2 separate regions of the Homo sapiens genome follow, and region 2 is linked to region 1. A link is an interaction called in ENCODE POLR2A ChIA-PET data of the cell type or tissue named here. Cell type or tissue: HepG2. All regions are shown on one strand. Each heading gives the region's core, and the rest is flanking DNA. Links, peaks and the distances in the headings are about the cores only.

The links. ChIA-PET counts read pairs that join two places held together with the same protein. Peaks named below come from ENCODE experiments on the same cell type or tissue, not always from the same donor. Only the 100,000 strongest peaks of a DNase experiment are listed, where the experiment ranks them.
Region 2: POLR2A ChIA-PET joins it to region 1 with 8 read pairs; 1 of 35 experiments calls an interaction of 5 or more read pairs at or near these places.

Annotation. Positions count from the first base shown.
Region 1 is chr14:35,571,493-35,583,052 of GRCh38, forward strand. RALGAPA1 (Ral GTPase activating protein catalytic subunit alpha 1) reads right to left here. Exons shown (of 42, transcript NM_001346249.2): 38 at 1,068-1,226. Among named protein-coding and RNA genes, the nearest start is that of INSM2, 43 kb to the left of the region's middle. In HepG2, for the core only: no CTCF peak of the experiment used is centred there; a DNase peak (open chromatin) is centred at 4,979.
Region 2 is chr14:35,434,389-35,445,948 of GRCh38, forward strand. LOC124903301 (a long non-coding RNA gene) reads right to left here. Exons shown (of 2, transcript XR_007064115.1): 2 at 10,914-11,560. Among named protein-coding and RNA genes, the nearest start is that of NFKBIA, 35 kb to the left of the region's middle. In HepG2, for the core only: a CTCF peak has its summit at 4,589; a DNase peak (open chromatin) is centred at 4,593.

The sequences.
Region 1 (11,560 bases), core at 2,660-7,659:
GGTGAAAACCTGTCTCTACTAAAAATAGAAAAATCAGCTGGGCATGGCGGCAGGCACCTGTAGTACCAGCTACTCGGGAGGCTGAGACAGGGAATTGCTTGAACCCGGGAGGCGGAGGTTGCAGTGAGCCGAGATTGCGCCACCGCACTCCAGCCTGGGTGACAGAGCGAGAGCCAGACTCCGTCTCAAAAAAACCAAAAACCAAAACAAAACCACCACCACCACCACCACCACCAACAAAATGTCTTTTTAAAAATGTAAAAAAACCCAAAACCAAAACCGAAATATTCTTAGCTTGTGGGTTGTATGAAACCAGGCTATGGGCCACAGTCTGCTGGCCTCTGGTTTAGGTGAACCCTGAAGAAACCTAAATTCACACATAAGAAATTCATACATGAGAAACTTAATCTAATTCAAGGAATTCTGAAGATTCTTAATCAATTGTCAAATGTAGGTTTTCTAGAAACTGAAGAATTCAGTTTAAAAAAGGGAAGGAACACACCAAAAATACTACCAAACTTTTATTATCCTGGAAGAAAATATTTCTGCAATAGTGTGTTTGAATTCTATGGTGTATATATAAGACATCCAACTATAGGATAGGTGACTGAACCATTTGGCTTATTTTTTTTCAATTTGTAGAATCCTCATTTATTGACATGACTAATAATCATGCAATCTTAATAAGATATATCAACTAAAAATATAGGAATCATATAGTCCTATTATAAAGTAAATGATTACTTCTTACTGTGATTTTTAGGAAATTGTAATTGTTCTCTTAATAAAAGGTAAGTCCTTTTTGAGCTTGGTACACAGGAACTTTCACTCTGGCACTACCTAGCCAAATCCTCCATTTAAACACAGTTTCTTGCTATTTATTCTGTTTTAGCTCCTTCTGAACCAGGCTTAGGCAATCCATGTAGCTACCAGGGTCTATGTAACATTTACCCTCAGTTTCACAACTTGATGCCTACTCCAAATTTTATTCTGTAACATGGAAAGAAACCCATGAACCCCTATAGAACCAAAATCTATTACTAAAATGGAAGATAAGGAGTTCTTACCTCTGGTTTTTTCATTATCTGAATACTGAACATGTGATTTTTCATTGGATATATTACAATAAGGACATCACCAAATTCTGTGGGAATAATTCCTCTCCTGTAGTCTCTAGTATGCTCTGACCAAACAATGTGCACTTCATCATTTCCCAAATGTCTCAACTGGAAAGACAAGAAAACAATTTATACTGCTTTAAAAGCTCTTTGAGTACAGTCATACAGTCACATACAACATAAAAAGGGGAAAAACGAAATTAAAAAATTGTTAAATTGCACTTGATCAGTTTTACATATGAAACACAAACACTCAAAAACATCAGGAGACACTGCAGAAGACCAGACAATTTCAATTGTCAATAATCAATGGGTAACAGAGAACTTAGATTTAAAAAGATTCACATATAGCCCAAATACTCTCCTTAACCAGCAACTGCACCAATTCTCCACTAACAGATCTTTTAAAAGATTGTTTTAAAAAAAGAAGTAAGTAACTCATAAATTGGATAATCCCCAGTTGAGTAAGAGAAAGTTGATTATGTTTCGTTTAACGAATTTATTTCCAGGTTTTCTTTGCCCATGAAACTCAAAAATTCTTCCAAATAGATGTCTTGAGAATTGTTAGACCCTCAAGACGTTATTTAAATGTTTGTGGGGTTTGCTTACAAAGGTGTTTCTGGCAATCAGAGAGAGTTAACATTATGATAATTAAAACTGTAAAAACACAAAACATTCAGAAGTTGGATTTCTAATAAGGTGTTAAAAAAATGAACTTAATGCCCTTTAGTCTTAAGTTTTCTTCATAGAGACTGCTATAATGCATTTTATTATAAAATTTCATTATACTAGTACGTTTATTGATTCTGCCACTGTGAGCATTTGAGTTGACTTTTAGTGCAGATCTTACATGGGATTTCCATTAGTTTCAGATAACTAGACACACGGCAGGTGGAAAGGTTTAGAAGAGTAAACCTGGGATAACTGTCATCAATATTTACGCTATCAGCTAACATACGGGCAATTTCTATCTCAGAAATATGTCATTTATTTTGGCTTAAGGATGAACATAGGGTAGGAAAAAGAACTTAATATCTGATTTAAACAAAGAAAGGAGTTAAGTCCAATTAGTGAAAGCCTCTCTTCTGTCACTCCTTAATCCTGGAGTAACTCCTTATATGCATACACAAGTTGAATAATATAAATGTGTGGGACTTGGGCTTTGTGACATTTTTAAAAAGCAAAAAAGATTACACAACTCAGAAAAGCCATGGCTTCATAATTTCATTTTTTAATCAAAATACTTTAAAAATATCCTTCCTATACAGCCATCCCCATGTGTCAGCTTCCCTAATAGGTTTATGTTAACTGAATACAAAAGAAATGTGAAATAAATTTAACCAGGAGGGATGATCCAATCTAATTTTGATACATTAATGTCATATGCTGTACATGTTACAATAGCAGCCAGATCTAATACTAAGCTCCAGGCTATACTGAGATTTCCAAATGGCAGATTGTTCTAAGTGATATCAAGTATAATTGAAGTAATAAACGATAGTAAAAGCTGAGCACACTGTCAGGAAGAATTTAGGTATTTACTTTTTAAAATTAAATGAGTTAGGTAAGGAAAGACAAGACAACTGAAATAATGCAGGTCTCAATTTACAGAAAATTCCTTTTATTTATCTGCTACATTAACCCTTGAACTCTTGCCAAAACTATCTATAATTTCTAGTGCCCACTTATCTAAAGAAACGAGAAAAAAGGGCAAGTATACTTTTATTTTATAACTGAAGCTTGTTCAAATATCTTCTGTATAGTATTAAAAGTCTGTTAAATAAGTTTAATGGAAAAGAACAACATATTTTTGCCAAGCTGTTGTAATGAAGATTTCTGGCACAGAACCATGTACATAACAAAGTCATTCTAAACATGTTCAAACATTTTAAGCGAAAAGCTTCATGAAATCCCTTATCATTTACATTCAAATGCTAAATAAGTAATTATTTTAGGCTGTCATAATGAGATATGACATTATGATATATCTTCTTCAAGATATGTTTTTATATCTTTAAAATCTCTTACATAGTAATTAGACACAAATTGAGAAATTGCTAATCATTGCTATGTGTCTTGGGAATTTTTGAAAGACTACTGAAAAAATCAATTTTTAATGGTTAAGCATTAATAGAAATTTCAGGCATATGTATGTTTGACAAACTTTATATATTATTTAATATTGATTTTATTTATTCCTTATCTCTATGGACTTACAAGATTGTGTCCTATGGAGCAGGGTGTGGTGGCTCACACTTGCAATCCGAGCACTCTGGGAGGCTAAGGCGGGCGAATCACCTGAGGTCAGGAGTTTTGAGACTAGCCTGGCCAACATGGTGAAACCCCATCTCTACTAAAAATACAAAAATTAGACAGGTGTGGTGGCATACACCTGTAATCCCAGCTACTCAGGAGGCTGAGGAGGGAGGATTCCTTGAACCTGGGAGGCAGAAGTTGCAGAGACCTGAGATCATGCCACTGCACTCCAGCCTGTGCGACACAGTGAGACTCCATCTCAAAGAAAAAAAAAAAAAGATTGTATAACCAGTAGGTTTTGCTATACTCTAAAACCACCAAAGAAGTTCCTATCTACATGTTTATTGACCCAGATGCTAATTCATTTCTGAAATAGAGTAGAAGACTTCTGTACATGGGATAGGTCTGTTAAAACGATTGGCAACCAAACTACTCTTCTAAATTTCTTTCAACTGCTACTGAAGTCATTTTGGAACTCAAGGTATATAACATAGGCTACAGATGACTATTATTACTTGAAGAAGACAAAGCAGCTAAATGAAATTTAACATGTGTACAAGTGAAGTCCTCAAATACACTAGAATGTTAATACTGGAAGAGACCTTAAAGTTCTAATTTCCCACCTGATACAGGAGCTTGTGCCACCATATGCCTGATAAGTAGACATCCTGCCTCGGCTTGAATACTTCTAAGGTTGGGGATTTTATGAATTCACAAATCAACCCATTTCTTATTTATTTATTTTGAGATGGAGTTTTGCTCTTGTTGCCCAGGCTGGAGTGCAATGGTGCAACCTTGGCTCACTGCAACCTCCGCCTCCCAGGTTCAAGCGATTATCTTGCCTCAGCTTCCCAAGTAGCTGGGATTACAGGCTCCCACCCCCACGCCCAGCTAATTTTTTATTTTTAGTAGAGATGGGGTTTCACCATGTTGGCCAGGCTGGTCTCGAACTCCTGACCTCAGGTGATCCACCTGCCTCAGCCTCCCAAAGTGCTGGGATTACAGGCGTGAGCCACCGTGCCTGGCCCCCATTTCATTTTTAAAGAGCTACAATCATTAGAACATCTTAATACTAAGCTAAAAACTGCCTTCTGGATGCTAGCTCTTCCAAAATGAGCCTTACCAAATAAATCCAATCTGTATTCTATATATTTTCTGTTATCTGAAGATCAGTCTAATATATATCTTACCTTTCCTTTTCCAGGTTAAAAGTGTTCTTCTTAGCTCCTCTTACAGTTTACAAACATATTCATTATCTTGGGTTATTGTCTCAGTTTACTAATATTTCTATTAAACTTGTGTATGGAATAGAATTACAGTATCAACACATGCTCTGGATAATACAGCAAACCCACAGTGGGGCTGTTTCTTCCTTCAGTCTGTTCAATAAATTACTTTCTGCATTTTAAAAATGATGGCTCAAATGGAACTTGTAGTCAGTTCAAGTTGCTAAGTCTTTTTCTTACAAAGTTCTTTTAAGCAGGTACAATTGACTGCTAGAACTAAAGAAGGGATTTCATAATTTTCCCTTGCCAGGTTCAGATTATCTTTAAGCTTATGAAGGTCTATTGTTAGCCTGACTATGCTATTCATGTGCTGGCTCTCTGCCAGATTTGGGCTATCCTTAAGTTCAAATTCCAGTGTCTTCATTTACATTTTGGACAAAAATGTCAAATGGGACAGGCTTGGTTAAGAGCCTTACAGCAAGTCATTACAGACTTTCCTCCTGGTTAAAAAAATCCACAAAACCCTATATTTATTAAAGGTATTTATTAAGTGCTTACTGCTTACTGTTTGTGACAATTCATTAAATTTCCACAACAACACTATGAAGTAGTAATAATTATTATTATCCCTATTTTTACAGGAGAGGAATTGAAGCTTAAAAGGATGAAGTAACTCGCCTAAGGTCATACAAATAGTAAGTGGCAGAGCCAGGATTCAAACCAAGGCAGGCTGGTTCTAGAACCTATACTGTAACCACCTCCCTATATTGTTTCTTGTTAAATAATTAATTTATGTGCTATGAATATGATTATACAATCACTCATGAATATACTTATCAAACTCTTATTAAGACCACATTTCTTCAACTTGTCCACAACAAGCAACTTAGTTAAATGCTTTATTGCAGTCTATGGTTTTCCCTAATCTAGTAATCCTATTAAAACAAATTAAGTTATTTTGATGTGATTTGTTATGGTGAACTCATGGTGGCTCCTAGTGATCACTACACTTCATTATCTAAGTGCTCACAAACCATCTGTTTAATAATCCTATTTTGCCAGGCACTGACATGAAGCTCACGAATGTTGGTTAATTTCTATAGTCTATGGCCTGCTCCATGTTCTTCTGTGAAAATCAGATGTTCACCCATTGCTACAGACTGAATGTTTGCATCCCATCCACCCCCCAAATTCATATTGTGAAATCCTAACCCCCCAGTGTGTTGGTATCGGAAGGTAGGGAACTCTGGGAGGTGATTATGTTATGCGGGCTCCTTTATAAGGGATTAATGTCCTTATAAAAGAGACCCCAGAGAGCTTACTTGACTCTTCTGCTATTATATATAAGGTTACAATGAGAAGATGGTCATCTGTGAACAAGGGAGTGGTCCCTCATCAGACAATGAATCTGTCAGCATCTTGATCTTAGATTTCTCAGCCCCCAGAACTGTGAGAAATAAATTTCTGTGGTTTATAAGCCATTCAGTCTATGGTATTTTTGTTATATCAGCCTGAATGGACTAAGACATTCATCTTATGGCAATGCACTCATTCTCCATGATTACCAACAGGAATTCCAGAGTCAATTCTAGATTTCCTCAGTGCCATATAATATCACTTATCTGGGGCTGGAGACTAGAATTCTTATAAAGTAACTGTATTATGTCTCTCACTAAATCAATTTATCTTCCTGACTTCTCCATTTCTGTTAAAAGTACCTAACAACTAATTATAATCACTCAGGATTAAAACCTGATTGTCTTTTAGTCTTTTTTGATTACTCTGTTTTCCTTACTACATTGCTAATGAGCTCTTCATTTTTTTAAAAAAGTATATTCCTTTTCTGTACTTTCCTTCCTATTCCTCTACTGCTGTCCTAGATCACATGCTACTCATCCTACATACCACACATACTAATTCATGAGGTCTTAAAAGTCTTTTTTCTCTTCCTTCCCTCCTCCATATCCACCTTCTTTCATTCATAACCAAATATTGAGAGCTGACCAAATGCTAGCTTTTGCAGATGCAACAATGAGTAAAAACAGACATGGTCTCTGCTAGCAAAGCTTTGTGTACAGTGGAGGAGACAGAGTAAAATAACCATACAATAAATAAATAAATAATTTAAAAATACAAATGATGCTCTAAATATACTTTTCTCAATACAAATAACAAAGGACATGGATCTATAATAGCTCTTGAACTAAAAGCTGAAGAACACACAGAAGTTAATTAGGTTACGCAATTACTTCAGGAGATAGGGGTATACGTGTAGAAACTGTAACTTAGTATTCTTACTGCCCCAAGTTCCCATTCTTTCCCCCATCTTTCAGGCACTCACACTTAGTAAAAAACACTCTATGATATAACCCTCAATCATGTGAGAAAACATGCTTTAATATACCTTCTAATAGTCACACATATTTTCCTACATTCACTTGCTGTTTAGATTATTCATTTTTAGCAATCAGGAAAAGTTTCTTGAAAACAACAGGCACAGCATCCAATACTATGCCTTAGCAGAGTGGGCATTCAATAAATACTGGTGACTATTAAAAAGATAATATAACAATACTTATCTTGCATTTTTTTCCTATCATTACCCAGTACATAGCATAAAAATAGAATTATCTGCAGTTATGGCATTTATTTAAATATGTCACTTTGATAAAGACAAAGGTGTCTATAGATAGTTCTTTTGATTTGTGGCTATGGTAGCTGTGGTAATTCACTGAAAAAACATTTGTTAAATGCCAACAGGCCTGGTACTAGGTGCTGGAGATACAGCAGTAAGCAAAAGAGACAAAGTCCTTGTTCTCATGACCTTGATATTCTAGTGGGAGGAGTCAGATAAACATATACAAAAATAAACAAGGTAAACTTACATGCTGATAAATCTATAAAGAAAATAATATAGGGTAATGTGATAAAGTTCCTGAGTAGAAAGGGGCTTATTTAGCTAGGATGGTCTAAAAAGGTCTTTCTGAGAAACTGTCATGTGAGTTTAAGAACAGAAGAATTAGAATGAGGAAGCCTGATAATGTGGAGAAAAAACATTTCAAACTGAGAGAGTAGTAAGTGTACACAGCCCTTAAGATGTGAATGAGTTTGACATGTTGGAAGGTCAGAATGTCAGTCAGTGAGGCCAGATTATGGTAAATGAAAAGGAAAAAGACAGGAGATGAGATCTAGAGGTAGGCAGGCTGGTGGGGCCAAATCACGTAGTGCCATAGTGAGGAATTAGAATTTTATTCCCGGCCGGGCACAGTGGCTCACGCCTGTGATCCCAGCACTTTGGGAGGCTGAGGCGGGCAGATCATGAGGTCAAGAGATCGAGACCATCCTGGCAAACATGGTGAAACCTTGTCTCTACTAAAAGGTGGTGCACGCCTGTAGTCCCAGCTACTCGGGAGGCTGAGTCAGGAGAATCGCTTGAACCCAGGAGGTGGAGGTTGCAGTGAAAAGAGATCGCGCCATTGCACTCCAGTGTGGCAACATAGTGAGACTCCGTCTCAAAAAAAAAAAAAAAAGAATTTTATTCCCTATACAATGAGAGGCCTCTGCTATCTCACCCACATAACATTTACTGTGGTAAGATAAACTTGCATTGAACCATTTATATTTTCTGTTTTCTCAATCCTCTATTCTTGTCATCAGGAGTATATATGTAAAAACTGGAGTTATGGGCAGAGTTTCTTCTATAAGATTGTTATATTTAGGACTCAAACAATGAGTATAATTTCACAGCACTTATTAACTATAATCCTAACTTCACTTTTACTAAAATAATGAAAAAATTTAAAAATTATTCCTTAAATTTATTTTTTAACAAATTCATTTTTCAGACTATATTTAGCATATAGTTCTTTGGAAAGTATCTTATATTTCTGTATAAAATAAAGAAAAACAGATTTAAAATAAAAAATCAGACCAAGCAGCACTACAAGGTTCATTTATTTGCACAACTATTGTGAGTAAATTTCAAGACAGAAAATGAAACACTTTCCATTACACTAATAGTATTTCAGAGGAAATGGACTTAAATAAAGTGCTTCTTTCCCCCTATTTTGGGGGGTCCAGGAAATGAAACATAGACTAGAGAGTTCAACTAAGTATGTTACAATTATCTCAACTTGATCTTCATCAAACTTCTAAAAGGATGATTCAGCTACCTATGAAGCAGAGTATCAGCAAGTGGCTAGAACAAGGAGACAGAGGAAATGAGAGAGGCTCCTATGAACACTTTATACCAATGCTTGCAGCACTTTTGATTTTTAGGGGTGAATACACTCAGTTAAGTGGAAATTATTTTTAACCATTTTCCATCAATCTTCCTCAGGAAGAGATAATTTATAGAACAGATTGCTTGGACTGGGGTTATATCAGGATTTTTATATGGTGGTGCAACATTTCTAAGAGAAACTTAGCTAAACTGAATGTTTGGCTAATTTGCTCAAGAAGTATAGTCTATGTTGTAAATATTCTGCTGCTACTGTCTTGAGCCTTGAAAAAGCTTCTCTTCACAAGAAATATAAATGCTACATTTAAATAGGTCCAAGGATATTTACTTCTCATTCTGAGAAAATAAAATGTTTGAAAATAATTTACAAATCACATATTTTAAATAAAAAATCAGAACTAAAATTAGTTTCTATAAAATGGATATAAATGATTTTACCCTACCAAGTTTAAAGCAAAGGACCAGAGTCATAAATAATTCTAGCTTGCCAGAGGCATGGCTATTTCTTTATACTGACTGTCGACTATCTAATTTAATTAGAGGTATTAAACTCCTTGCTGAGGTCAACAAGCCTTACTTCCTCCAATATTACACTTCAACCCGTGCTCATTAATGTGTCTACTGAATGGATTAACACACCTAAAGATATATGTACAAAGGATAGGGGGGACAACCTAATGATATCCAATTGTTCATTTATAATAGGACACATGTTCTAGCCTCAACTTATTACCACTAATGTGGAATTTATTAAATTCAGGAGAAAAAATACCAATACAGAAAGTGATTTTTTATCAGGGACAACTGGTATAAGACAACTGGCTTCTACGATTAAGTTTAAACATTTAACCTATCAAAAATAAAGTGATACTAAAATAAAACTAAAATATAAGCCTGCTACTTAGAAAAATCTTATATACTAGAACTCTGAGGAAAAGATTAAGGCAACAGTCATTAGGTATAGGGAAACGGGAAACATCAGTATATAGAGAAATCAATGTTTATAAGGTTTTAAAAAATTTCTACGAAAAGAAAGTTTAAGCTAATTACACTGAATTATGAGATCAAATAAAAATTCCCTTTCTGTTGGACTTAAAAGCTGCTATTGTTTCTTGGAGAATCGCAGTATCAGGACGTATATGACCACATTGTTCATACATATAGAGCTGAAACATTGCTTTAATTTAGTTTGACGCTGACAAAGTAAATTTTACTTAAATTGATTTAAATTACTACTAGAGAAAATAAGACATTTCTCCAAAGAGTATATACAAATAGGCAATAAGCACATGAAAAGATGCTCAATATCATTAGAAGGGAAATACAAGTCAAAAGCACAACGAAATATCATTTCACACCTACTACTATGGCTATAATTATTTTTTTAAAACAGAAAATAACAAGTGTTGGCAAAGATGTGGAAAAATTGCAACCCTTAAGCATTCCTGGTGGAAATATAAAATGATGCAGCTGCTGTAGAAAACATCCTGACAATTTCTCAGAAAGCTACATATACAATTACCATATGATCCCAGCAATTCCACTCCTAGCTATATAGCTAAATTGAAAACAGGGATTCAAATAGATATTTGTATGCCAATGTTCACTGCAACATTGTTTACAAGAACCAAAAGGTGGAAACAACCCAATTTCCAGCCACAGATGAATGGGTAAACAAAATGAGGTATATACTTGCAACAGATTATTATTCAGCTTTAAAAAGGAATGAAATTCTGATGTATGCTACAACATGAATGGATCTTGAAAACATGCTAAGTAAAACAGGCACAAAAGGACACATATTTTATGATTCCACTTATTCGAGGTTCCTAGAACTGGCAAATTCATAGAGGAAGTGGATTAGAGGTTACCAGGGGTAGTGGAAGGAGGAATGGGGAATTACTGTTTAATGGGTACAAAGTTGCTGTTTGAAAATTTAAAAAAGTTCTGGAACAAAAACAAAAAACAAAAAACAACAAAACAAGTTCTGGGTCTTCCAGTTTCTGGTGCAGCATATAAAGGTTTGGAATCACCACTTTGATCTAACAACAAATAAAATGCCGAACAAACTGAAAATCAACAATTCTTTTTAGCATCATCAGAGACATGAAGTCACAGGAAAAATGCTCCCCTCCCCATTCCTGGTGTCCCACTGGAGAGAGACAGATAATTACAGCTGACTGATGGAATCTAGTGCCAGTGTAGGAAAACCTGAACTAAAATTGAACTGCTGGAAGCTCAGTGTGGACAAGTCTAAGAGTTAGCAACTCCAGGAGAAACCAGTCTTATGGGGAACTTCCCTACTTTTGTGAGTTTTATTTCCAAGAGCTCTACCAGGTCCTCACAGTGAATAATAGAGAAAAATATCCTCTTGCTTTATGGAGGGGGAGGGGAAAAACAATTATTTGAAACACACCAAAACATTCTGTTCTTCTTTAAAAGGCCTGCCCTCAGTAGAAACTATTTTACCAAAGCCTAATCTACCTGGGAGAAGAAAAATAGCCAACTCTGGCTCCTTGGAAGGTCATACTGTCCCACCTAAGGGAAGAGACTGAAAAACACTAGTGAAGTTCACAATCCAGGGCCACAGGCTCAGCAAAATACTGAAACCTAATGATGGGACAATGGAGTGCCTCCCCTTCCCCCACACCTTACCACCATACCACTAAAGGCCTATTTACCAGAGTTCCTTTTACTGAGCATATGTTCAGATTTCAACA
Region 2 (11,560 bases), core at 2,303-7,302, 140 kb before region 1:
CAGGTGCCCACCGGCATACCTGGCTAATTTTTTTTTTTTTTTTTTAATTTTTAGTAGAGATGGGGTTTTATCATGTTGGCCAGGCTGGTCTCAAACTCCCAACTTCAAGTGATCCGCTCGCCTCGGCCTCCCAAAGTGCTGAAATTACAGGCGTGAGCCACCGCACCCGGCCTTCACTCTTTTATAAATGCCTCACTTCTAGGTTTTCAAAATGTCATGTAAGTATACAGTCTAGTGTCTGTCATCACAAACATGTACATTTGGTCATGTCACTGTGCTTAGTTGCCATAACAGACACTTTTAAGATTATATAAAATAATATGCACTGCCCTAAATGGAATTTTCTGAGTGTAGTATTTTGATTGGGTTTTCAATTTCTTATGTAAGCACCTAAGGTTACCATTCTATTTAGTGCTCTTCAGGATGAAAAATATTTTGTCTTCCCACCTAGTTTCAGTGAATGAGGCCTGCAAATTTAACTGACTAAAGACAGATTAACAGGAAAAAAATGTATGATTTTTATTGATATTAATACTTTTAAATGCATGGAAGCTTCACAGAGATGATGTGAAAACTCAAAGACGTGCTCAGAACTTGAATTTTTTTTTTTGAGATAGTGTTTCACTCTGTCGCTCAGGCTGGAGCGCAGTGGCATAATCTCTGACTGCCAGGTTCAAGTGATTCTCCTGTCTCCATCTCCTGAGTAGATGGGACTACAGGCATGTGCCACCATGCCCCACTAATTTTTGAAATCCACCCGCCTCAGCCTCCCAAAGTGCTGGGATTACAGGTGTGAGCCACTGCACCTGGCCAGAACCTGGAGTTTGTATACCCTTCTTAAAAAAAGAAGATGGGTTTGGGCTTCAAGGGAAAATATTGTGGGAATTGACTAGGAAATATATGAAGGAAACTAATGGGAGATAAGGGTTATTTTAGTAGGGCTTGTTTATGAGGAGTCATCTTGGTGTGACATCTCTGGTAATGAGTCATTCTCAGTTTCCTGGCATAGAGGAGTACCTTCCTCAAAGGAAAATTTATGTCCTGTTTTTAGGCAGATAAAGGGAGGGCAGAGACCTTTTCCTCCATCAGTTGCCTTCAGCTCAAAATAATCCTTATGCCAAAGTGGCATATTTTGGGATGGCATATCCTGATCTCTTTCAGTAGCATCTCCCCATTTTTAGAAAGAAAGAAATGGAAGTATAGTAAGATTAGAGGATTTGGCTCTATTCACATGGCAAATTAGTGGCTTAGCTGGAACCAGAATCCCAATCTTCTGATCATGAGTCTTATAATTACTTTTATTATCTGAAGGTCAGGACCCAGCAGATGCTTTGGTTGGCAACAGAAGCATCAGGGTACACAGACTTTAGTAACCAATTCCTCCTAGACAAATGAGTGTTTACATTTTCAGTCTCAATGAAGGTTAAATTTTAGCATCTAACTACGTTGAAGAAGCGTTTGTACATGTTCTCCTTTTTCTTTATTAAGGAAATGTACACACACACAAAACCTTTACAATCCCATGATTCTGAAATAATGCAATTCCCACTGAAATAGTTATTTTGAGTTATCTTTGAAAGGAATTTTTTACTGGCTCAGTTATTTGTTCTCAGATAATTAGACCTCTTTCTCTACTTTTCAAGTGATTTAGTATCTTTTTTTCTGGATATGAAAGTTCTAAGTCCTCTGTTTATTAAAATTTCCAACATTACAGATATATACAACATGGTTATTAACAATATACTGTGTCTATCACACTCAGAGATAATCACTGCCAATTACTTAGTGTATTTCTCTCTAGGTTTTTTTCTATGTACATACTAAAAATATTTTTTTCACACAAAAATGGGATCATGTTATTCATACTGTTTTTTAAAACTTGAAGTAAAATCTATACAACATAAAATTTATCATTTTAGCCATTTTAAACTGTACAATTCAGTGTCTTTTAGTATAGCCACAATGTTATGCAACCAATTACCACTATTTAATTCCAGAATATTTTTGTCACCCCATAAACACCACCATACCCTATTCATACAGCTTGGCATCTTACTTTCTTACTTAATGCAACCTTCTACGTGAAGATATGTCACATTCTATTTCATAGCTCTATAGCATTTCATTATAAGCACCATAGTTATTTAAACAACTTCAATTAATGGACAGTTGCGTTATTCTGGGTTTTTTTTTTTTCTTTTTTTTTTTAGAGATGGGGTTTGTCCATGTCACCCATGTCACCCAGGCTGGTCTTGACTCAAGGAATCCACCTGCCTCGTCCTCCCAAAGTGCTGGGATTACAGGTATGAGCCACTGTGCTTGGCCTATTCCAGGTTTTTAAAATATTATAAACAGGCCAGGCGCAGTGGCTCACACCTGTAATCCCAGCACTTTGGGAGGCTGAGGCGAGCGGATCACCTGAGGTCAGGAGTTCAAGTCCAGCCTGCCAACATGGTGAAACCCTGTCTCTACTAAAAATACAAAATATTAGCCAGGTGTGGTAGTGGGCGTCTGTAATCTCAGTTACTTGGGAGGTTGAGGCAGGAGAATTGCTTGAACTCGGGAGGCGGAGGTTGCAGCGAGCTGAAACCACGCTACTGCACTCCAGCCTGGGTGACAGAGTGAGACTGTCTCAAAAATAATTAAATAAATAAATAAACAATCTATACTAAATGTCGAACATTTGCACGCTTTTGTGAGATAAATTATTAGAAATAAAAATGTTGAGTCAAAGGGCATGAACATTAAAAATGCAATAAAAATTGTTGTGTTTCTCTCCAAAAAAGTTGTACTAATTAACAATCCCAGCGAGGGTATTTCCCCATTCGTGTTTTCCAATCCTCTTGTCAACCCTGAATATTATACATTTAAAAATTTTTTCCAATCTGATAGGCAGAAATAATTGCATTATTGTTTTAGTTTTTGATTAATTATAAGGGAGGTTGAGCATCTCTTAACATTTCTAGCAATCTGTATTGTGTGTGACTTGCCTGTTCATGCTCTTTGCCCATAGTTCTACTGAGTTGTTTTCTTTTTCTTATTGATTTTTAGTTAGTTAATAAGAAATGTTTGTTTTGGAAGACTTTTTTGGTTTTCATTTTAAATCAACTTTATTCTTCCCTGCGCAGAAACAAATTTTCTTTGAGTCATCTGTGTTAAAAACTTCCAGGCCATTTAGTTAATGAACCTTTTCCTGCTGAAGAGGGCTTGGCCTGTGATGGTCAAAAGGATACTAACACCCTATTTCCCTTTCTTTTAGAGCTACCATCTCCTTTTCTCTCACATTAATTGCTTTGTGTTTTCCCTGCTTGATGTGTTTGACCTTAGGTTTTTCAAGTAGTCCTTCCTTCCTTCCTTATTAATACCCAGCTGGTTTTTTTTTTTTTTTTTTCTTTTTTTTTTTTTTTGAGATGGAGTCTCACTCTGTCACCCACTCTGGAGTGCAGTGGCATGATCTCGGCTCACTGCAACCTCCACCTCCTGGGTTCAAGCGATTCTCCAGCCTCAGCCTCCTGAGTAGCTGGGACTACAGGTGTGCACCACCGCGTCTGGCTAATTTTTGTATTTTTAGTAGAGACAGGGTTTCACTGCGTTGGCCAGGCTGATCTCAAACTCCTGACCTCAGGTGATCCACCCGCCTCAGCCTCCCAAAGTGCTGGGATTACAGGCCTGAGCCACTGTGCCTGGCCCTATCCAGCTGTATTATGTCAGAAGAAAATGAATTCCTTTGGAATTTGGAAACGTTGTATAAGGAAACCCCATTGCATTAGTACTCCTTTCAAGATTTGTCCAATTTTTGTCTCAACCAGAGTATTCTCTGATTTAAAGTTTGTTTTTTGGGCTGGGCACGGTGGCTCATGCCTATAATCCCAGCACTTTGGGAGGCCGAGGCGGGCGGATCACGAGGTCAGGAGATCGAGACCATCCTGGCTAATAAGGTGAAACCCTGTCTCTACTAAATATACAAAAAAAAAAAAATTAGCCAGGTATGTGGCGGGCGCCTGTAGTTCCAGCTACTCGGGAGGCTGAGGCAGAAGAATGGCGTGAACCTGGGAGGTGGAGCTTGCAGTGAGCCAAGATCGCGCCACTGCACTCCAGCCTGGGCAACAGAGACAGACTCCGTCTCAAAAAGAAAAAAAAAAAGGTTTGTTTTTTGGCCAGGTACAATGGCTTACGCCTGTAATCCCAGCACTTTGGGAGGCCGAGGTGGGCGGATCACCTGAGGTCAGGAGTTCGAGACCAGCCTAGCTGACATGGCAAAATCCTGTCTCTACCAAAAACACAACAATTAGCCAGGCGTGCTGGTGCGTACCTGTAGTCCCAGCTGCTCTGGAGGCTGAGGCATGCGAATCACTTGAACTCGGGAGGCAGAGGTTGCAGTGAGCCAAGATCACACTGCTGCTCTCCAGCCTGGGTGACAGAGTGAGACCCTATCTCAAAAAAAAAAGTTTATTCTTTGGAGTCCACCTGCTCTAAATGTTTTTTGGACTCAGAGTGAAGCCCTCACCTCAAAGCCAATGACAGCCATTAATTCTTTGTCAGTGTCAGAATGCTTGCCTAAATTCCAGGTTAGTTGGTCGTATGTAATTTTCCTGAGCTGCCTATAGTGGGAGCCCTTTTCTGCTTTTTTTTTTTTTTTTTTTTTTTGAGACAGGATCTTGCTCTGTCACTGAGGCTGAGGTGCAGTGGAGCTATCTTAGTTCAATTACAGGCGTGAACCACTGCGCCCAGCCTCTACTTCTTTTTATAAATTATTTATTTATTTGTTTGTTTATTTAATTTAGTAGAGACAGGGTCTTGCTATGTTGCCCAGGCTGGTTTCGAACTCCTGGCCTCAAGGGATTCTCCTGCCTCAGCCTCCCAAAGTGCCGGGACTATAGGCATGAGCCACCAGGCCTGGCCCCTCCTCCCTTTCCTCATTCAAACGACTATCCTGGGTTTCTGTGTGCTATCAGGTAGTGCTTTGCCCCAGAAGCAGCAGCAATGACCTCTGGGGCTAGATTGAGTTATTAATGAAGCCCCGTGGGATCCTTTGCAAAAGAAGAGTTGTTATAAATGGGAGGTGTGTCCTATATGGGTCTCAGGGGAGCTGAAAACAAACCAAGGATAAAAAAATGATGCCACAGCTGCTACCACCTGTGAGTAATGTGAGGGTGAAATGTTGACAACACACAGATTCCCCAGAGGAAGCTTGGGGTTGACAGAGTCACAATACTGCCATGCTTTTTTTCATGGTCTTAGCATTGATTTTCAAATTACACATTCACTTAAAGCCTAACCTGACCACTCGGGTGTGGGACTGGGTGGCTATGCAAGGCCCACAGCAGCTTTATTTTCTCCACTACCAAGCATCAGTGTGGGAACAAATCAGGCATTCTAGGTCCTTTTCAGCTACCAAGTGGCCAATGAACTTCATTCAGAGATGAGGCAAGCCAGCAGGATTTTCCTTTCCATGCATTTGACAATGTATAGAATGAAGTTTTGTTTTGTTTTCAAGAGAAAGAGCACAATATTACTCGGCACCTTTCTGTACTAGCTTCCACTTCCAAAGGGAGAGACCAAGTACTCCCTTAGTTGGTTCTTTCATATGGCTAGTTATGCCACTGGTACCTTCAGAAACATTAGCGCCCACCTCTATGGCTTCCTGAATGTTGCTAAGGTCTTTAACTGGCATGATCAATTTCTCGGGGGTCTTACATTTTGTTATATAACTAACTTTTCCTCAATTATATACATTACACATATTGCTGGTAGAAAAATCTGGAAAAGTATAAAAGAATGAAAAGCAACTGCATTCTTCTTATCAAAGAAAACCACTATTATTATCTTGATATATATATCCTTCCATGTTGTATATACATATATAGTTGATTCTCATTATCTTGGTAGTCAAGCTTTATAAAGGCATTGGGAACAATGAATTAGCAAATAGCCGTTGTTCCTAGGGGAAGTATAGAGTTAGGTTCCTGTGAACCTCTGGTCATAACATTTTCATCAACTGATCAATACATAACCTTGATTATTTGTGTATTTATGTTTAAATACACTAATCTATATTGTTGATTCATTAACATTGAACTCAAGGCTAACAGCACTATCACTCATTCCTGAATGAAACTTATCTTAACACAGGTATTTTCTCTGTAAAGCACATCACAGACTCTTTAACTGAGAAACACTTGACAGTACTTCAGCATTATGCTTGGGGGTATTTTATTTATTTATGTTTTGAGGCAGGGTCTCACTGTCGCCCACGCTGGAGTGCAGTGGCATGGTCACAGCTCACTGCAGCCTCAACCTCCTGGCTCAAGAGATTCTCCCACTTCAGCCTCCCATGTAGCTACTACAGGGATGCACTACCATACCTGGCTAATTTTTTTTTTTTTTTTTTTTTTTAGTAGAGATGAGGTCTCACTATGTTGCCCAGGCTGGTCTTAAACTCCTGAGCTCAAGCAATCCTCTGGCCTTGGCCTCCCAAAATATTGTGATTATAGGTGTGAACCACTGTGCCTGGCTGGCTTTTATTTTTTTGGGACAGAGTCTCACTCTGTTGCCCAGGCTGGAGTGCAGTGGTGTGATCTTGGCTCACTGAAAACTTGACCTCCTAGGTTCAAGTGATTCTCATGCCTCAGCCTCCTGGGAAGCTGCGATTACAAGCATTCACCCCACACCTAGCTAATTTTTGTATCTTTAGTAGAGATGGGTTTCACTATGTTGGCCAGGCTGGTCTTGACCTCCTGGCCTCAGGTGATCCACCTGCTTCGGCCTCCCAAAGTGCTGCGGTTACAGGCATGAGCCACTGTGCCTGGCCCTGGCCAGCATTTTAAACAGTGACATAATCAACAAAAAACACAAAACTGTGAAATACATGGCACTAAATAAACCATGAAAAGGAGTATTTATTTATGCTATAAGAGCTGAAACAAGAAGGCAGAGTATCGCCTTGTTTGGCCTCAGCTGGGAATGTGCACATCAGGTGACGCAAAATTTTTGGCACTCTGCGCAAGTCTGCAAATGACCACAAAAGTGCTGAAAGTATTGATTTTGGGGTCAAATAAGTTTTAGTGATTAGATGAATTTACAAATGCAGAATCTGTGAATAATGAAGATCAACTACACTGTAACATACTTTTTCACTTACCAATATATGATTTTTCTTTTTCTTTTTCTTTTTTTTTGAGACAGAATCTTGCCCTGTTGCCCAGGCTGGAGTGCAGTGGCACAATCTTGGCTCACTGCATCCTCCACCCTGCAAGGTTCAAGTGATTCTGTGTCTCAGCCTCCCAAGTAGCCGGGATTACAGGTGTCTGCCACTACACCCAGCTAATTTTTGTATTTTTAGTAGAGACAGGGTTTCACCATGTTGGCCAGGCTGGTCCTGAACTCCTGACCTTAAGTGATTCACCCACCTCAGCCTCCCAATGTGCTGGTATTACAGGTGTGGGCCACCGTGCCCAGCCCCACTATATGAATTTTAATGGCTATATATTAGTCCAAGATATGAATGTGCTATGATTTATTTAACCATTTTCCTAATCTTGACATTCCATTTGTTTTCAACTTTTTACCCTTTTACTGTCATCCTTGAATATAGATCTTGTTCATATCTGTTATTTATTTGGATATATTCCTACAAGATAAATTTGGTTCCAGTCATTTTTTTTTTCTTTTTTTTTTTTTCTTTTTTTTTTTCTGGAGACAGGGTCTCACTCTGTAACCCGGGCTGGAACGCAGTGGCATGATCACAGCTTACTGCAACCTCTGCCTCCCAGGCTCAAGTGATCCTCCCACCTCAGCCTCCTGAGTAGCTGGGATTACAGGTGCGCATTACCATGTCTGGCTGATTTTGGTATCTTTAGTAGAGACAGGGTTTTGCCACGTTGGCCAGGCTGGTCTCAACTCCTGGGCTCAAGCAGTCCTTCTGCCTCGGCCTCCCAAAGTGCTGGGGTTACAGGAGTAAGCCATTGCACCCAGCCCAGTCTTTAAATACAGAGTGTTATATAGTTATGTTTTGCATAATCTATATGTAGTCCATATTTTTATGTGCAAAGGGTTAACTCAGCAGGTGTAGGTATACAAATCCTGCACATTCCAGACATCTTCAGGACTGGCCTCTGACCAACTCCTGGGAGATAACCTCTAAACCCTTGGAATATCCTGCCTGACAAGAATGTCTGTTTGTGTTTTTCTTTTTTGAGACAGGGTCTTGCTCTGTTGCCCAGGCTGGAGTGCAGTGGTGCCATCACGGCTCACTGCAGCCTCGACCTCCCAAGCTCAATCAATCCTCCTGCCTCAGCCTCCCAAGTAGCTGGAACTACAGGTGTGTACCACCATGCCTAATTTTTGTATTTTTTGTAGAGCTGGGGTTTCACTAGGTTGCACAGGCTGGACTTGACTCCTGGGCTCGAGAGACCTGCCCACCTGAACCTCCCAAAGTGCTGGGATTACGGGCATGAACCACTGCGCCTGGCCAAGAATGTCTTTGTATAGTGATCATAGGCCATGTCAGATAAGTTACACTTGTGTGATTTATGGTGAACACCTGTTCTTGTTTACCTAGGGCCCAGGACCATACTGTATCAGTTAGGCATCTGAGGACCTGGAGACTGAGTAGCTAAGGTCAGTCACATAGGTGCTCTGTGTAATATACTGCCCTTTCCTCCCAAAAAAACCTTGGACATCTAGGCTCAGATGAGTCTCCCTGGTTAACAATACTTTGTACATATTGTCACATTGTAGCTGGGAGAATTCAGAGATCTGCTGGGAGAGTACAACTCAAAGCTTGCACTTGGTTTCTCCTGGACTCTGCTTCATGCACCTTTCTCCTTTGGTGATTTTAATCTCTATTTTTTTCTGTAATAAGCCCTAATCATTAGTATAACAGCTTTTCTGAGTTCTGCGGGTCATTATAATGAAGGATTGAAGCTAAATGTGGTTTTGGGGACCACCCCCCAAAGCAGTCTATTATATATTTATATACACATGTAGGATTATGTGCACCAAAACATATATAATGTATTTTATGGGAGATTTAAGAGGTTTTCAAGGGTAATTGGCTGTATTATACTTGATTTTTGCCTTACATTCTATTTTTAGAAACCAATCCTTATCAGCTGCAATTCCACTATTAAACATCTTTTTGAATGCTTATTGGCCATTTGAATTTCTTCCTCTGTGAATTGTCTATTCACGTTCTTTTTCTTGGCTGAGCCATTTTTGAATTTAGAAAAGAGTAAGCATATTCACATATACACAAAGGAAATCAAATTTTATTTCCCTGTTGGTACATACAGCTTGGGGTTTTCTATATGATTAGCAATTTGCTTTGTCTAAGTAATCCCTAAAATTGTTCACTCCCTCAGGAACACCAGCATTCTCCAATATCTAATTTTCTTATGTCTAGCCTCTATTTTTAAGTCATGTCATCTCTTAAGCCTTCTTTTTTTCGGGGCAAAACTTTCACTCACTGAATTTAGTTGATTTTCTTTTCTAATGTCTTTATACATTTTCCCTACATTGCCACCTTTCAAAATCAGACTTTCAGAATCTTCACATTTGATTAGTATAATAGTCTTCCTATGAATCCAGTAACTTCTACCCTTAAATCCATCCTGCAGATGCCAGATTAACCTTTGTAAAGCATTGATTTATTGTACCACTTTCTTGCTCAAAATATTCCAAGATTCTCTTTAGTTTCCCTTATTATATATGGGAACCTTTGGGGCCAGACTTGGAGATCTGGATGTTTTGAGCTTTGCCCACTTGATTTTCTCATGCAATCCACTCCCAAGAGAAAGATACTGTCTTAGTCCATTTTCTGTTGCTATAACTGAATACCTAAGACTGAGAAATTTATAAAGAAAATAAATGTATTTAGCTCAAGGTTCTGGAGGTTGGCAAGTCCAAGAACATGGTGTCAGCATCTGGTGAGGCTTTCTTGCTGCATTATAACATGGTGGAGGGCAACACATGGTGAGAGGGCAAGAGTGTGCCAGCTCCAATTTCTCTTCCTCTTCGTATAAAGCCACCAGTTCCATCATGGTGGCCCCACCCTGGTGACCTTATTTAATCCTAATTATTTCCCAAAGGCCCTACCTCCAAATACCATCAACATATGAATTTGAGGATTAAGTTTCCAACACATAAAATTTGGAGGACACATTCAAACTATAGCAGATGCTGAAATAGGACAGAGGTCCATTTCTGTGTGGTTAGTCCAAATGTGCTGAGCCAGGAAGAAGATAAATTGTGAACTAGGGGGTTGAAGTGGTAGTAGACATTAAAGCTTGGCTAAGGTGGTTCTAAAGTAATTGTTATTTACTGGTAAAATCAAGCTTGAAGAAGGAAAAGAGTGTGATCCATAACAATAGAATTGTATGTAATGGATGCCAGGCCCTGATTACAGTATGCTTTTATGTTTGGCCTTTGCTTCTAGAGGCTTCACTCCTGTTCTGAACTCTTAGTCTGCATTGTGAATTGGAGGTGGACTCCGGGTTTCTCCAAGTTCTTTCAAGGGAATTAGTGTTAGGAAGGCAATTAGGAATATGTGTAAGGCAGGCTGCAGATCTCTCAGGTATTACCCTCAGAGATTGACCCATTCTTGTGTATATTTTGCTTGGGTACACATGTATAGGACCCTGCAATGGGTGGACTGCTGTGGAGTATGTAGGGTTACTGGAAGACCTAGTAGACCAAGTATGCTCTCATAGCACCCAATCCAGTCTGGAGTCTAGACTTTAATGGCTAGGACATAAAAAATAATGTTGCTTCTACAGGAGACCTTAATGACCCACAGAACCATATCAGTAAAGTCACTGGAGAAGGAATATGATGAAAGCTGTAGGGGAGTAAAACTTTTCCTTAACCCTCCTAGGGTTCTTGGCTGGGCCTGAAAACTATGTTGACAGGACAGATTAACATGAGAAGAGCAAACACATTTATTTAATATAAGTTTTACATGACATAGGAGCCTTCATAAGGAAAGGAAGACCCAAAGAATGGTTAGCTTGAGGTTAAGCCAGTTCAGGTTAAGCCTGAGCACTTTTATATTTGATTTAATGAAGAGTGGAGTGTTGTGGGAAAATGTGATAGGACAAAGGATATGAACTAAGGATAGTAAACTGGAGGAAACATAGCAAGGCCCATTCCCTCAAATTCCTCTCAGCATCCTTCCGTCTTCTGACATAAGGATGCTCCCTTCCTCCAGTTATAGGGAGGGCACCTCTTCTGTGAGGGTCTTATGACGTGCTCTGGCGAGAAAGGGGAGGTTAGAGAGTCCTTCCTGCAATGGCTGCTTCTCAAATTCCTTCAGCTTAAAATATTCAATATGCCAAGGTGCCATATTTTGGGGTAGCATGTTTTGAACCCCATCAAACCCAACAGGACCAGGCAGGACCATATTCTTGTGAAATCTGCAACTGGGGTGATACAGGTTTAGTTCTAGAATCCATTTCTGGATGAGGATCCATTTGCCTGTCTTTCTTATCCCTGCCTTATTTAGAAAAAGATTTGAGACTGCATCAGACATGGGTTGTTGGAAGAACAGGGCCAACTTTGACTG